3 separate regions of the Homo sapiens genome follow, and all the other regions are linked to region 1. A link is a contact called in ENCODE Hi-C or POLR2A ChIA-PET data. All regions are on one chromosome and are shown on one strand. Each heading gives the region's core, a stretch centred on a gene start or an enhancer-like site at or near the end of the contact. The rest is flanking DNA. Distances are from core to core; before and after follow the strand shown.

What was found. A loop is a pair of places that touch in the nucleus more often than their neighbours do. ChIA-PET counts read pairs that join two places held with the same protein, here RNA polymerase II (POLR2A). Pooled maps may share reads with other maps.
Region 2: a map with no recorded cell type shows a loop between it and region 1 (10-fold over the local background). The contact joins two enhancer-like sites. A Hi-C loop is called at or near these places in 2 of 37 single-sample maps with no recorded cell type and 7 of 50 pooled maps.
Region 3: a map of HCT116 shows a loop between it and region 1 (5-fold over the local background). The contact joins two enhancer-like sites. A Hi-C loop is called at or near these places in 1 of 168 maps with a recorded cell type or tissue (HCT116), 1 of 37 single-sample maps with no recorded cell type and 12 of 50 pooled maps. POLR2A ChIA-PET finds 5 or more read pairs at or near these places in 1 of 52 experiments (activated naive CD4-positive, alpha-beta T cell).

What each region holds. Positions count from the first base shown.
Region 1 is chr13:100,391,104-100,396,183 of GRCh38, forward strand. The region is part of intron 19 of PCCA (propionyl-CoA carboxylase subunit alpha); the gene reads left to right. It overlaps LOC124903201 (a long non-coding RNA gene), which reads left to right and starts at 100. Exons shown (of 2, transcript XR_007063854.1): 1 at 100-1,612; 2 at 1,750-5,080. RefSeq lists enhancers at 1,204-2,403, 1,672-1,966. Within about 2 kb of position 3,153, at least 6 of the 41 ENCODE cell types and tissues checked have a DNase peak (open chromatin) inside an H3K27ac peak, as active enhancers do; they include HCT116, where a contact is called at or near this core.
Region 2 is chr13:99,540,679-99,545,758 of GRCh38, forward strand. TM9SF2 (transmembrane 9 superfamily member 2) reads left to right here. Exons shown (of 17, transcript NM_004800.3): 8 at 36-115; 9 at 881-989; 10 at 3,185-3,317. Among named protein-coding and RNA genes, the nearest start is that of LINC01039, 34 kb to the right of the region's middle. RefSeq lists a silencer at 2,153-2,222 and an enhancer at 2,573-2,632. Within about 2 kb of position 2,258, at least 7 of the 41 ENCODE cell types and tissues checked have a DNase peak (open chromatin) inside an H3K27ac peak, as active enhancers do.
Region 3 is chr13:99,655,858-99,660,937 of GRCh38, forward strand. All of the region lies in intron 1 of CLYBL (citramalyl-CoA lyase), which reads left to right. Among named protein-coding and RNA genes, the nearest start is that of MIR4306, 15 kb to the left of the region's middle. RefSeq lists enhancers at 1-455, 2,356-2,445, 2,456-2,505, 3,386-3,901. Within about 2 kb of position 2,119, at least 29 of the 41 ENCODE cell types and tissues checked have a DNase peak (open chromatin) inside an H3K27ac peak, as active enhancers do; they include HCT116, where a contact is called at or near this core.

The DNA.
Region 1 (5,080 bases), core at 1,903-4,402:
ACCTCCCGAGTTCAAGTGAATCTCCTGCCTCAGCCTCCCAAGTAGCTGGGACTACAGGCGCACGCCACCACGCCCAGCTAATTTTTGTATTTTTAGTAGAGACGGAGTTTCACCATGTTGGCCAGGATAGTCTTGATTTCTTGACCTTATGAACCACCACACCCAGCCTCTGTTCCATTTTTATATGAAAGGACAAAGGAGCGGGTGGAGATGAAGGGAGAGTTGGTGACTTATTCACCTGTGATGGCTGCTGTGGGGGAAGAGGTGAGGTGAGACTGGGAGGAGTTGATTATGGCATTAGAAATTGGAAGTACGTGGAATGTTGTTGAGGCTGGGAGCAAGAATTGACTTAAACACAACAGAAGGGCTAGGCTAACCAAGCTTCCATTTGAAGTCGTGGAGCAGGAGTTGATGGGGTATCAATCCATGTGGTCAGATAGTGCAAGGCAGCTCTGCATGTCCAGGAGGCCAGGACACAGGGAGGCTAGGCGGAGAGGTGCCAGTGAGGGAGGTGGAGATAGGCAGATCCTGAAGGGCCTTTAAACTATGGGTTTCGATTTTATTGTGACATTATTCATTATCTAGCCAGCTTTTATAGGAGCAGTTTATAAAGTATGTTCTAGGGAATACTATTGATCAACACGTTTTTCAAAAGTCTAAATTGTGTTCAAATTGGTGTCTTGTGAGAATTAATAGAATACATATTTAGATCACTTTCATAAATAAATACATTAACATCATATTTTCAGTAAGCTCATATTTGATATCTAATCAAATTCTTTTAGTCATGAATTTGAATGAGAGGTTTTTTGGGTTATTGTTACTGTTTGTTTTGTCTTCTGTGTTTTTATATTTGGAAGCAGAATTAGCTTTTGGTCTCTTAAGTGACCCCTTAGTCACTTAAGATGGTGTTCATTTCCATCATTGTGCTTATCATGCACTTGAGTTCTCGTGTTTATTTCTTTGTCCACTTGTTTAATTTCAGCCTCTTCACACTAAAATAGGAGCTTTGTAAAGGCAAGGACCTAGTCTTGTTCACTGTCACACTTCTTGTACTTCTCAGGAAATATTCATTGGGGGCAGGGTAGAGGAGTTGGGGAAGGAAGGAAGGAAGGAAGAGAGAGAACAGTGAAGCGGGAAGGAAGGAGTTCCAAAAACTGCTTCCCTAGTGGTCATGGAAACTCTTTAATAAATTAGAATGTTGTCTCCAAAAAATACAGGCAGATATGCGTTGACAATTGCCTTTCATACACCTTAACAAACTAGTTACATAATGGGATATCAAAATTCAGTCAATGTGTTTGCTAGTTTAATTTGTTGTGATTAAAGAAAACAATGATTTTATTTATAAATTTAGCACCTAGGAAATGTGATTTCAAATATCAAAGCATAGGCATTTTTTACTCTTTTTAAAATTGAAGGGTCAACAAAATCTGCCTTATTCTTCACAGTTTTTTCTCTGTCAGTAATGTAGCAGTGTGTTAATTTCCAGAAATTTAATCTCTTCTATAAAATTTCCTGTGACCTGAAAACTTTTGAATTGGAGTTAATTTACCAAACTGTCATGGAATGCCTGAAATTTCCTTGGGGCAGAGGAGGTAGCAGAGAGGTGGTAAGTTACCATGTTTCCATTGTGTGAATAACTGATAAGTGGGATTCCAAACAGAATCCATGTAGCGTTTTAATGAATTCACATTTGGAGAAAAAAGTCACAGACTTTCAAAACTTACAGGAATTTGGCTGTCCTAGGGCAACTCCTCACTTAACAGCAAGAGGGGATGAGAAGGTTGAGTGACTCACCCAGGGAAGTGACTCACCCAGGGAAGGTCAAGTGACTCACCCAAGGTTACTTGGTAAGTAAAGAGAGAAGCCAGAAGCCTGGGGCCTCCTGACGGCTCCTGCTTCTCTTTTTACTAAGGTCTTCTGCCATGGGAAGAAACTCTGAATGTTAGCAACCATCTGGATGGTGTTAGTTGTATGTCTCTCTATGTATGTTGAAAAGAAAATGTTGAAGAATTGAATTTCTCCTGCTTATGGGTTGTGTCACATTTAATAGCGTTCTTTAAGAAAAAAACACGATTGCTCAATATGATTATATGAGCTCACCATAACCAATGACAGGCAGAAAATCCTGGGAGGATAGACACTAACACCACATTATCCTGTTGGGATAATATCCCAAATTCTGAATATAACTTTCTTTTACCACTTTAAAGGCCAAAAAATGGCTGTTAAATGGAGTATTTTTGTCAAACCAAGTTTTTAAAGTTTTCAGCAGCTGCTTCTGCTGGCTTTTATTAACTACTGAAGAGTCTTTTTTTTTTTTTTTTTTTGAGATGGAGTCACGCTCTGTCACCCAGGCTGGATTGCAATGGCGTGATCTCAGCCCACTGCAACCTCTGCCTCCCGGGTTCAAGCGATTCTCCTGCCTCAGCCTCCCTAGTAGCTGGGTTTACAGGCGCCCGCCACCGTGCCTGGCTAATTTTTGTATTTTTAGAAGAGATGCGGTTTCACCATGTTGGTCAGGCTGGTCTTGAACTCTTGATCTCATGATCTGTACACCTCGGGCTCCCAAAGTGTTGGGATTACAGGCATGAGTTACCGGACCCTGCCTACTCAAGAGTCTTAATTGAACATCAAAATCCTGGTTTTGTTTATAAGGAAAAAAAGTTAATGGTGCAACTAGGACTAATTCTTTGATTAATTTTTTAACCACTTCTACTTAGCAAGTATATGAAACACATTAAAGACTGATGCATCTGTTTTGTTTTTGTTTTGAGATCAGGTAGAAGATCTACAAAACTAGTTGGAGGCTGGAAAGAAATTTCAGATAGTGATACATAGAAATGTTCTGCCTTAACTCTGAATTTTTAGTCATGAAATAGTGCAAACTCTTAACATTACTTTTGTGGAGCTTTGTAGTCCATAAAAATAACATTGTTGTAGAGCCTCTGTATGCGTCAGCTGTGACTGAGTGTTTTGATGTCTTAGCAAAAGGCAGAGGAGTGCTTTCCTTTGAAATGTGTGAGGCGGTTTGAGATGCAGCTTCTCAGATGGATTTAATTAGTCCTTCGTAGAACTGGATGTCCGTTTGTTGCAACTGAATTCTCATTTCATTCATCCATAACTAGAAACACCTCGCTTCAAACGGGTTTCTTCAAAGAAAGAGGGGTTTAGGGTTCTATGTTGTACTGCTTTTTGATGTTGGTTTCCCTTTAACTGAGAAGACCTTATGTTTATACAACTGTTATTATTAAGAAAACACAGCTTTCTTCAGCGAGGTTCCTTTTGCATCAGCGCTGGTTCTTGGTGGCAGTCAGAGGTCTGTGGAATGGATCTCTGTCAGACTATCACAGCAGCTGTGTGTTTGCAGATTTTGCTTATGAGAGGCATGAACTGAAAATAGGCGTAAACTTGAGTAATTCCCTAAACCCAAAATATAAGATAGAAACCAGTAACTGAATCTGGTAACAGGGTAGTTGTTTGTTTCAGAAGCTTATATTAACCACAAAAACAAAGTGAATCAACTAACAAGGGTTACCATGACCCAAATAGTAATTGCATTTTGATTCACTTTGCCTACAGTGCACAGGTCAGGTCTGCTTCTCAATAAATATGTTGAAAGAATGAAATATATCCTTCATAGTAAAATTATGTTTTTTAAAAAATATGTCCTACTACTAATATTTTTTAAATTATCCCTAAACCTTCACATTTCATTAGAATAGCTACTTCAATTTACTCTGAAAAAACTGCTTTCTTGTCTTTCCAGTTTGTGTGTCCAGGGTCTGACGTGCTCCATCATCAAGGCAGCTTTTATCTTCTGTGTCCGTGATTCTAATTACATTTCAGGGGGTTGTGATCTCTCCCAGAATCCCGTTCATGCATTGTGTTTAGGATGAAATGCTTGAGGGGGTTTGGGGCTGTACACTCATGGGCACAGGTTTGCATATCTAAAACTTTCTTTGCTCTAACATCCTGATTTGTATAAAAATCCTAAAAGCAAATTTCAGACTTCTAATTATTCTTTGCCTTTAAGGAAAGACAAAATTAATTTAGACTGTTCAAGCTTAAAATTATCCCAAAGCCACAGATCACACTGAAAACACATAGTAATATAGCCCACAAATTATTTTGGTGTCTTGTTTCCATATTCCATCCAAGAGTCTGTAGAATCTGTAGGCTTATATTTCTGTCTTGTTTCTTAGCCATAACTGATCTTTTCCATCTTATTCACCAGACTCAGCACTGCGTAACTGTGGCAATTTCTGAAACTCAGTGGCAAGGGATATACCACCATTGAAGAGATTAAAAATAATCAACAAAGGCTTTAAAAAGTTTAAAAAATGTATTTGGAGCAATAATAGCAATAGGTCAGAAAAAGTTTTCACGGAAAGGGCCAATATACAATTAGGTTTCCATCTCTGTATTCTTGATTGTGTGTTTTATGTCTTGTGACTATCTTGTGGAGTTCCTAATTTTAAAAGAATTATGGGTGTGGCTCAGGAATATTTTATTACATTTGTGTAAATTAAATAATTTTTTAAAATTATGGATGTGATTTAAATATTCTTTTAGTGGTTCTGCCTTTGGTACAGTGTTCCATGATTTTGTAATGTTTTTATTTGTTGAAAAAGCTCTAAAAATCTTGGTAGAAATATAGAATCTCAGAAGGCAGAACATTTGGTAATTATCTTTTATATCAATTTGCAAGACAACTTGTTAGGGAGCCCTATTTCTAGTAGTTGAAGTTAATAAGTAACAAATCACAGCAATCACGTTTTTTATCATGCAGAGTGGGCAGTCTTATAAAAAAGAAACGTCAGTCTTTTTGGATATAGGGACACAAGCAATCATAGTTTTCCTCTGTTATCTTTAGTTTGTAAAAATCAACCTATCTACCATCAGCATTTACCCACAAGGTTTAGTTTGGAGTTACCTAAGGGGATGGTAGAGAAACAATAATTTAACGTTATGCTGAAAACAATAGTCTCTGAAGATAGAGAAACCTCTGTCACTTACCAGTTGTGTAAAGTTGGAAAAGTTACTTAGCCTCCCTGAACCACTGCAGCAGTGGTGT
Region 2 (5,080 bases), core at 1,008-3,507, 850 kb before region 1:
ATGTTTACTTAAAGAGATTTTTTAATCTCCTCTAGGAAGATGATAAGATCAGATGGGCGTCTAGATGGGACTATATTCTGGAGTCTATGCCTCATACCCACATTCAGTGGTTTAGGTAAGAGTACAGAGTTAGCCTGCTTTTGCTTTCTACTTTTCTACCCTCTGTCCCTTTGAACATCTCATTTACTCTCAAATCCTCTCTACTTTATTCAAAAGTCTGGCCTTGGGTTCAAATCCTGGCTTTCAGCCACTGATTGTGAGTCACAGCAGGTCCCTTAATTTCTCAGCGTCTGTTTCTTTATCTAGAAATACCCACCTTATGGGATTGTTGTGAGGATTAAAGGACATCATGGGACAGAATATTTGAGGACATTGTCTGGCACATAAGAGTGTTCAGAAACAGAAGCCGCTGTTGTTGCTATGACTTTATTATTATCCCCTTCAAACATGATTCAAAACTTTTATCTAGAGTTGTTCATGTTGCCATAACTCTCCTTTTCCTATTGCTGTCTGATCTTTTTGACACTCACTAATTTACTGAGTAAAGTTGTTCTTCAGTAAATTTCTTGAGGGCACAAGCCAGTCCTTTGTTGTGGCAGTGATTTGGGCACAGTAGTTATTTCATAATATTGACCATGTACCAAAAAATTCTAGTTCTAAACAGACTATGAAACTGTATTATGATAAGTATATAATGTTATTTATCTACTGGAGGGAAACATGAAAGAACACAGTTCATTGAATTTGTTGGATTTCAGATAGCTTTCATTTTGATTTTGATCAAGACTGTTTTAATGTTACTCAATAAACAGTTTTTAAAAGAGTTTTACTGTTCCTAGGATTAAGCTACAGATTACTCATGATGTGCTTATTTCTACAGCATTATGAATTCCCTGGTCATTGTTCTCTTCTTATCTGGAATGGTAGCTATGATTATGTTACGGACACTGCACAAAGATATTGCTAGATATAATCAGATGGACTCTACGGTAAGTGGAAACATTTTAGTCTTTAGTCTGCCAAGGACACTGTTTATTGTTATTTTGCAAAAAGGTAAAATAATAGCTTTAGAATCTGCTTTTAAAACATTCTTCAAAAAACAAAAACAAAAACAAAAAAATTCTTCTCAAAAGTTATCTTGAATTCACATTTTCAAATAAGAAAGTGATACTTAAGAATTAATATTCTTGGCTGGGCGCGGTGGCTCACACCTGTAATCCCAGCACTTTGGGAGGCCGGGGTGGGCGGATCACCTGAGGTCAGGAGTTCAAGACCAGCCTGACCAACATGGTGAAACCCCATCTCTCCTAAAAACACAAAAATTAGCTGGGTGTGGTGGTGGGGACCTGTAGCCCCAGCTACCTCGGGAGGCTGAGGCAGGAGAATTGCTTGAACCCAGGAGGCGGAGGCTGCAGTGAGCCAAGATCGTGCCACTGCACTCCAGCCTGGCAACAGAGCAAGACTCTGTCTCAAAAAAAAAAAAAAAAAATAGAAATGGAGTCAGCACAGCCTTGGGAGCTGACCTGTTCACAGCCTCCTGTGTGGGAATGGACTGGTGCAGCGTGGGGTGTAGGTGCACAGTTACAACTCTGTAAGGTTTCTCCATCCCTGACACATACCTGTTTGTGAAACCACAAAGTTGAATGGAATAACTCCTAAGCAATTTTTATTTGTGTGGTTAATTTTTTAAAATTAATCTTAACAAATTTGTATCATTTCAACCTTTTGATATATTTAAAATAATTGCATGTTCCAGCCTCTTTAGTCTCAAACTTTTTAAGTTGCACAGTGTTACACATTTTCTACTCTTCATTTCATGGCAGCATAATAAAAGAATTTTCACAAGAATCACAGTAATTTGGAATGAATGCAAAAAACTCAGGTTTTTATTGTATTCTCTTCCCCCAGCTTCTTCAGCCTCCTGTCCCCCAACCTCTCTGACCTGTTCTGATTGGGGAAAATATATATGAATATTCATAAGCTTTTAACGTTTGTACTCTATAGTCTCTTTCCTATGATTTTTATTGATTTTATGTCTTATTAAATATTAAAATGATTTTAAAATACTCTGTTTATAATTGGCTGTTCCACATAATTGCTGTTAATGGAGTTTTATCTTAATTTGCACAGCGTTGCCATGTGGAACCAGGCCAGTGGTGACTCTGCTTCCACAACCCTGTCCTACTTCCCATCTCTTAGCACAGCAGTCAGAGTGAAACTGCTCAAACAGAAGTCAGATCATTTCACTCTTGAGCACGGCCCTCCAGGGACTTCTGTTCAGTCAGAGCAAGAGTCAGAGGCTTTACAGTGGCTTCTAAGGCCCCACGTTACCTCAGCACTCTGCTGCACCTGTGCCGGCTACCTTGCTGTTCCTCAGACCAGGCAGACATAGGTTTCCACCTCAGAGCCTTCACGAAGCTCACTGTTTTATCTGCTAAGAAGGTCTGCCCCTCATTTACATGGCTAGTTCCCTTACCTCCCTCCGATCTTTACAAAATGTGATCTTCCCATTGAACCCCTCCCAGCCATCACATATGTTACATCCTGTCCTGCACACACCCATACATCCTGTTTTTCTGTACAGCGCTTATTACCATCTAATGTACAGTATACTTTCCTGACTTATTTTGTTTATTGTCTGCCTTCCCAATGAGATCATGTACTCCTGAGAGTAGGAATTTTTCTGTTACACTCACTGTGGTATCTGGTGTTTTAAACAGAGCCGAGCTTATAGTTGGTGCTCAATGAATGTTTACATCCATGCTTACTGTATTAGCAAAGTAGCTAGAATATGAGAGCTAATGCCATTTGCTTATTGTGGAGATCATTAAGAGTAGGATGAAGAGGATAGAATGTGACTAAAAATCGTCATCAAGTCAGATCACAAAGCTTGACTTAGAGTAGAATTAGGTAGCAATCACATTGTCTTTGTAAAGTTTCTCAATAAGTATATTTGTAGACCTTAATGTCATAAATTTAAGAAACTGACATATAAGACAGTTCAGCAAAGCCATATTAAGCTCCATGAGTCAAGCTGTATTCTTCAAAATTGAAATAGGTACTAACATTTTTAAGTTTAAAAAAAACCTGTTTTCTGTAACAGCATATTCAACAGTGAACAAACTGTCTATAGTTGTCTTGTTGATACCATGAGACAATCGAACTGATTTCATTCCCCTTTTAGGAAGATGCCCAGGAAGAATTTGGCTGGAAACTTGTTCATGGTGATATATTCCGTCCTCCAAGAAAAGGGATGCTGCTATCAGTCTTTCTAGGATCCGGGACACAGATTTTAATTATGACCTTTGTGACTCTATGTAAGTGTTAACTGAAAATTTTCAAGTAGAAAATACTTTCTAAATACAGTAATTGCTTAAAAACCAGTTTTTCTGGCCGGGCATGGTGGCTCATGCCTGTAATCCTAGCACTTTGGGAGGCCAAGGCGGGTGGATGACAAGGTCAGGAGTTTGAGACCAGACTGGCCAATATAGTGAAACCCCGTCTTTCTACTAAAAATACAAAAACTGGGCATGGTGGCAGGTGCCTGTAATCCCAGCTACTTGTGGGGCTGAGGCAGTAGCTTGAACCTGGGAGGCGGAGGTTGTAGTGAACTGAGATTGCGCCACTGCACTCCAGCCTGGGTGACAGTGCAAGACTCCATCTCAAAAAAAAAAACAAAAAACACCACAGTTTTTCTAAGTGGGTAGGTAAGCCAGATTATTTCTGAGCATCCTTTAGGTTCTCAAAATCTAAGTGACTTGGGGCAGGTTTAGTTGCACCCAAAGACTGACTCTTGGTTTCTCCCTTCAGCTCTTCCTAGACCAAGCCTTTGTCAGGGAGGCACTGGGCTGGAGATGAACAGGTCCTTAAGACCATCAGCATCTGAGTCTAAACAGCCCAGAACTGGGACCATTTAGGGTCTCTTTTACCCAGGCATCGTGGGCAGGCACAGTCTGGTTAGGGTTCCAGGATATTCTTGGCTTCCACGGAGGGAGGAGGGTGGGAAAAGAAGGGATGGGGCAGGAAGCACTGTGTAGATCCTTCTCATCTGGGGAGGATTTGGGAAGCAGGATCTCTCTCCTCTAGGGAAAGCGAGTGTGTAGGAAAGACCTTCCTTCCTCCATAAAAAGATTCTCTTCTTTGAGCTACCTCAGCGACTTCAGAAATTGTATTTAAATTTTTGCCAACTAGGACAATTTTTTTTTTTAAATAAATGTTCCTTAGAGGTATTGATAGCCACAGGGATTGTTCTGAAACTACCTCTGGGTATATGTTAATTCCACTGTCTTCCAGTTTCCTTAATTGGAAGATAAAAAAGGTTTATGAATAGAATTTTCTAAATTTTACCTTTATTTAATGTATTTTACTTTATTGATGCCTGCTACTGATAAATAGCAACAAATGAATATACTGGGAGAATTCAGAAACTAACCTTTAATAATTTTTTAGTAAACATTTATTTTTTATGTTTGATTACATATTAAATACATAATACCACAGTTATTTTTGTTAGTAAAGTTGTTCCAAATTTTTATGATAAAATTAATTATATAAATGCTTTGCAAAGAGCAGTATCATTTTCAAATGTCTGGCACTGAATAAGTTTGGGAACCAAACTCACACCTTCAGGTTCAGTTTGAAGACTGACTAGGATATCTTTTTTTTTTAATCTACTAACAACTTAAGGAGATACAATTTTGATAGGTAGAGCTAGAATTTGTAACTATATCATACTAAAGAGAAGTTAAGTCATACTAAAGAGAATAGGTCAGGAAAAGGTGTCATAAAAAAGGTTTGGACAGAGGGTGGTAGGGTGAAGGCACTGGGTGACAGAGAGCCAAACTAGACTTAGAGCAGAATGAATGTTTGAAGATAAACTTCTGCTTTCTTTCTTTCTTTTTTTTTTTGAGACGGAGCCTCGCTCTGTCACCAGGCTGGAGTTCAGTGGCGTGATCTTGGCTTACTGAAACCTCCACCTCCTAGGTCCAAGTGATTCTTCTGCCTCAGCCTCCTGAGTAGCTGGGATTACAGGCGCCTGCCACCACGCCTGGCTGATTTTTGTATTTTTGGTAGAGACACG
Region 3 (5,080 bases), core at 869-3,368, 740 kb before region 1:
GTCATCGAGTTAATTATTTCCCCCCAGAAAGGTTAACATACTGAGGACAGAGAGGGCATGTGTAGGCGGCAGGGCGCACTTTTCATTTAGTCTGGTTCGCAGGTGCGGTCAAGACGATTCCTTATTGTCTTGGAGCCAGCCCTTTTAAGCCTTCCTGCACAGCTCTGTGACAGTCTCGCGGGGAGACCTGTGAGGCCACTTTCCTTTTTTCCAGACCCACCCCCACCTTTGAGATTATCACTCTTCCTGCTTTGTTTTCTGAGGCTTTTTGGCTTTTTAGTTTATTTGTAATTAGAGCAGAAAAGGTACAGTAATCGGATAGAAGGGTTGGGAGTGATAGAATGAGCCAGGATGCGGTGGAGAAATGGGGTGGAGAACCCCCAGACCTTAGGGTGGCGTGTTTGTCAGGGAGTAGACCAGGGTGCAGTTCTAGGCAGACCACTAGATGGCACTCACACATTGGTGTTCAGTCGGGTCCACGGCACTTTCCACTTTGGGCTTCTGTAAAATCTCCCCATGAACTAGCCAAAGCTTTGTATCTGTCATCCCGCCATTTGTCCCTCTAACCTCTCTTGATCGTCTACAGATAGGTATATATATATGTTCCTCTCTAGTTCATTTTTCTCTTAACATTTAGTGACCTTAAAAACCTGGCAGAAATACCTTCAAAGCCTCCCACCTTGTTAGCTGCATTGCCGCATTTTTACTGTTCTCCTAAGCCAATGTTTACATGGCAGTAAATCCATGTTTAGAGTAGGTAATAGAGAAACCTGTTTCTCTCTCAGTCACTCTGAGGGTATGTTTGATAAAGAAATGGAAATTGAGAGGATGAGTTATTAAAAGGATTAATAGGTAACAAATTTTTTTAAAATTTCCATTCAAAATTATGGGTTGGTAAATTGTAAGATACTTAAAATTAATGAGTTGTTTTATCAAATCATTTTCTGTTGTTAGAGAATTTTCAGCAAGCTGAGATTCAAATGCAAAATGTCTTATTGCATACTGCTGGCTCTAGGAAGGAGGAGGGACAGACAGGAAATCATGGTTGATGTTATCTTTACCAAGGTGCATGTGGTGTGAAAGCAAAACCCCATCTTAAATTCATCATCCGTTCTGATGTTGCACAGAAATGAAAATTAATTTCTATATGTCAACTAAAATGGATTCTGCTCCTGCCTGGTTCAATTCTGTCTTAGCTGCGTGGACATCTTGGGGAGCTGCTCTGATGGTACATGCAGACGTGCTTCATCTGTGCACTTCTTAGCTGAGATAACAGTGCTCCGAGCCCCACTGTTAAGGTTAACCTGTATACTGCAGAAGGACAACAGATGGAAATTCTGGTTTGCAGCCACTGCAGAAAAATAAAAACATGTTCCAAAGGGAAAAGGATCTTGTATTTCTGCGTTTGAACCTTTGATCCGCATTCACATCTGAAGGGAGGGCTAAACCTTTTGGTGGAGACACATGGCTTTGCATCTGTGAAAACACAGCTGTATAGAGCAAAACAAAACTAGTGGAAAATACAATGGTTTTGCTGTGTCAGGCTCACCGCTAATGCTTGAATTCTATATAAATATTGTCTTTTGATAGTTCTTTCAAAAATCTTTCTTGACTTTCCATATAATTGTCCAATAATGTTATTCTTTTAAATTCAGATTTGGGGCTTTTTAGGATTAAGGCACAAATGTCTCTTTTCTTTTAAAAAGGCAGTAAAATAAACAGATTGTAGTTAGATCATAATAACATCTAAATTTTGACCTAATTAGAGGGGGAGATGGGGAAAAAAACTCTTTAAAAGAAGATTAAGGTAAAGTTCTAACTTTATCCTTGATTCTGAATTTTTTTTCTTTTTTGGAAATATTGCATACATTTTATACTGCAAGTTACAATGTGAAGGGCCTTTGAAGCACTCTAAAGAGACTTAGCTGCTTTGTTTTGAGCAATTAAGGTTTGTTATTGAGTGAATTAAGCAGCTCTGCTGTGGCTCATCTGTAAATAGTGGTCTTCAGCGAGTTTCTTGATCCGCTTTTCCCAGGAACAGAAGCCAAGTCGGCTTCCTTAGGAGCTGCTCGCCCTGAGTCTCCATGTTTCCTCGCAGTCCGGGGCAGAACCCAAGCCCGTGCCTTCCTCGCCCTGCCTTCGGAGTTTCCTGCTATTGACCTGGCGGGGCGCGCCAGCCCTCCCTGCCCGCTGGTGCCGCGGTCCCTCTCGGCTGCAGCAGTGGGGCACAGGGACGTCATGGACAAAAGACGAGGATGCCAGTTCGATGTGCGAGCAGAAGGCCGCCTGCGTGCGCTCTGCAGAGCAACCGGCCCGGTTTCATAAGGGGCCGCCGGCAGGGGACTGCCATGGCGCCCCCTCCTACCCTTTTTGGCACCAGCAGCTTCATCCGCAGGCCCACTCGGGGTGAATAGTGTGGGAGCTCTCAAGAGAAAGAATTTTAGGTTTGTCGATAGTAATCACCACCTTCAGCGCTCCTCCCACTGCTGGAGAGACCGCGGACTGGGTGACAAGTCTTCCAGGCTCCCAGAAAGTTTCTGCTGCAAAGCGCAGGGTCCGCCTCCCACTTCCAGGAGGGACCAGGAGGGAACCATCGCGAAACCCCGAGGCTGCCGGGGACTCTGACTGAGGCCTTTCCTCCTGTGTCCCTCTCCCCCACGCCGGCCTCCCCTCCTTTCAACTCTCTGCGCTTTGAAACCGCGGAGTTGGGGTAGCTAGGCCCTCCAGCCCGGCGACAGGCCTCGGCCACAGGCAGCGGGGCGGGGTGTGGACAGGAACAAGGAGGTGGGGTGGGGAGGAAGCCTCGGGCAGAGCAGGTTCTCTGCGGAGTTTCGGCAGCCGGGTTTATCCATTTTGATTAAAGAAAAGTAAAAAAAATCCCCCAAAACCAAACAACAAAAACCCTCTCCCAACCCCCAACCCGCCTCCACAGCTGCATTTTGTTCCTGGGACTGTTGGTGTCACCAGAGCCTCTTTTTTTATGCAATCCTAGACTCCATTGCAAAGGACTTGTAAAGCCTATTAATTTTTCAGGCAAAACAGATCAAGCCTGCCTTTGATGCTGCTGTTTCCTAATTTAGTATTCAAAGGTAAAGAATCCTACTACCGTCTCTTCACTTTTTACATAATTAAAAGAGATTTTTCCCCCAGGGGCAAAGAACTAGTTGCTTAGTATTTTTTGAAGTGAAAGGTCTAACTTTATATCACATCTGTTTTTATGCTCTTTCCTAAACATAACCAATATTTACTCTTTGCTGGTACTTAGTTGCATGCTATTCACCCTTGCATTTTAATTTCTGACAGAGAGGGGATTAGTATTCCTCTTCTAAATCATCCTCTAAGCTATGTGTGTGTGTGTGTATATATATATATGTATATATATGCGTGTGTGTGTGTATTTCTCCTCTAACAAACTGAGAGTGCAATTTAAAAAACTGTAGAATCAGTGATTGCCCTAACTTGTGCATGACTCTTGATTTCACACAGGAGCATTCAAAAGTTCCGTTAAGTGGGCTTTCACAGGTTTCCATCTGCTGTGTTTAATAGCAAATTGCGACCCTTCAAACCACTTCAAGGCCTTTTGTGTTCTTATCTGTGCATTTCAATACTTGCTGGGGAAGTGCCTTCAGTTTCACTACATATGCAAAAAGCCAGGCTTGAATTTTTTGACACCCCCTTTTCATTTGTTGGTGGAGTCCTGTTTTCTATTGTTTGCTTGTTGATGTTGGCAAAAGTCATTTATTTAATGATGCCAGGAATACTATGCCCTATTCTTTATTGGCAGGAAATCCTAAAACATCCGGGAGTAGTTTAAAAATTAATGCATGCCGTTGAAACTTACATATTGGCATAGTTTTATTTTCCCATCATAAGGTAGATGATATTTTAAAGGTATTATATAGTAATAGTCACCAGAAGCCAATTAAAACCACTAGGATTCTATCAAAAACCTGTTTGGCGGCATAAATAATTGATATGTGGAAATAAAGCAGCATTCTCTGGGCAGGGGCCTCCTGTACAGACCTGGGTGGCGTTAGCAGTCTCTCTTCTGTGAACCAGGGGGCGATTTCTGGGCATAATATCACCTGGATTTAAAAAACTTAATAATAAGGCCACACACGCATTTTTAAAAAAACTTCCCTTGCCTGTGGAGACAGAGAGGAGATAGCGATGTTATTTTCAGGTGTTTGAGCTTCTTAGAGAAAAAGAAACAAATACCAGACTCCTTAGGAGCTAGGTGCGAATGGAATAAATTGAGGCACTCCAGCGACACATCCAGCTTGTTTTAAATGATGTGATTAAAAAGGACATCTGAGAACAAATTTATGAAGTTGTTATGGCAACTGAAATACTTGGATTGAAATGTGTGTATCTAAAACATGAAAGATTGCAGGAAGCCGGAGAAACAAGCAAAGCATTGTGTTTGGGAAAGGCAATTGAACAGTGGTAGCCAAATATTATTCCTCTGTCGGTCATCCTTCAGGGTAACTGCCTCGGTTTCCACTTTTAAAAACGTGTGGTGATTGATGCTTTCATGGACTCTGTTGCCCCAAGTCCCCAAGCCTTGTACCAGCGTTTGCTCATTGGTCCTTTGACCTGTTGAGAACACAATCTCTGTATTGTGTTCAATGCAGGGATGCATTTAGAGTTGCCCCTGCATCTACCCATTAAGTTTATACTCCTGTGTTCTCATATTAACGTCTGTGTTTGCGAATAGTCTCTCTAGTCTTTGATTCACTAACTCCCCCAATTCTAACCCACCAATGGCCACCAACAAACAGCCACACTCAAAGGACTCAACATATTTAAATATTCCCTAGAATTCTTTGCTCTGTTCTAAAAGCTATGTATCCCGTCTACATAATTTGATTCTATTGTAATTTCTCATGGTTTTAAAATTTTCCTTACCAGTACTTGTAAGAGTATTGAATAATTGTTTCTTTCAATCACAGGCAAGGATATTTAAAATTAACATGTGGAAATGTGTGTTGCAGTGTGTTGAAAAATCAGTACTTGAAGTCACATCTAGAATGCTTCCGATTTTTTCCATCATTAGATTTCAGATGCAGTGTCCAAAAAA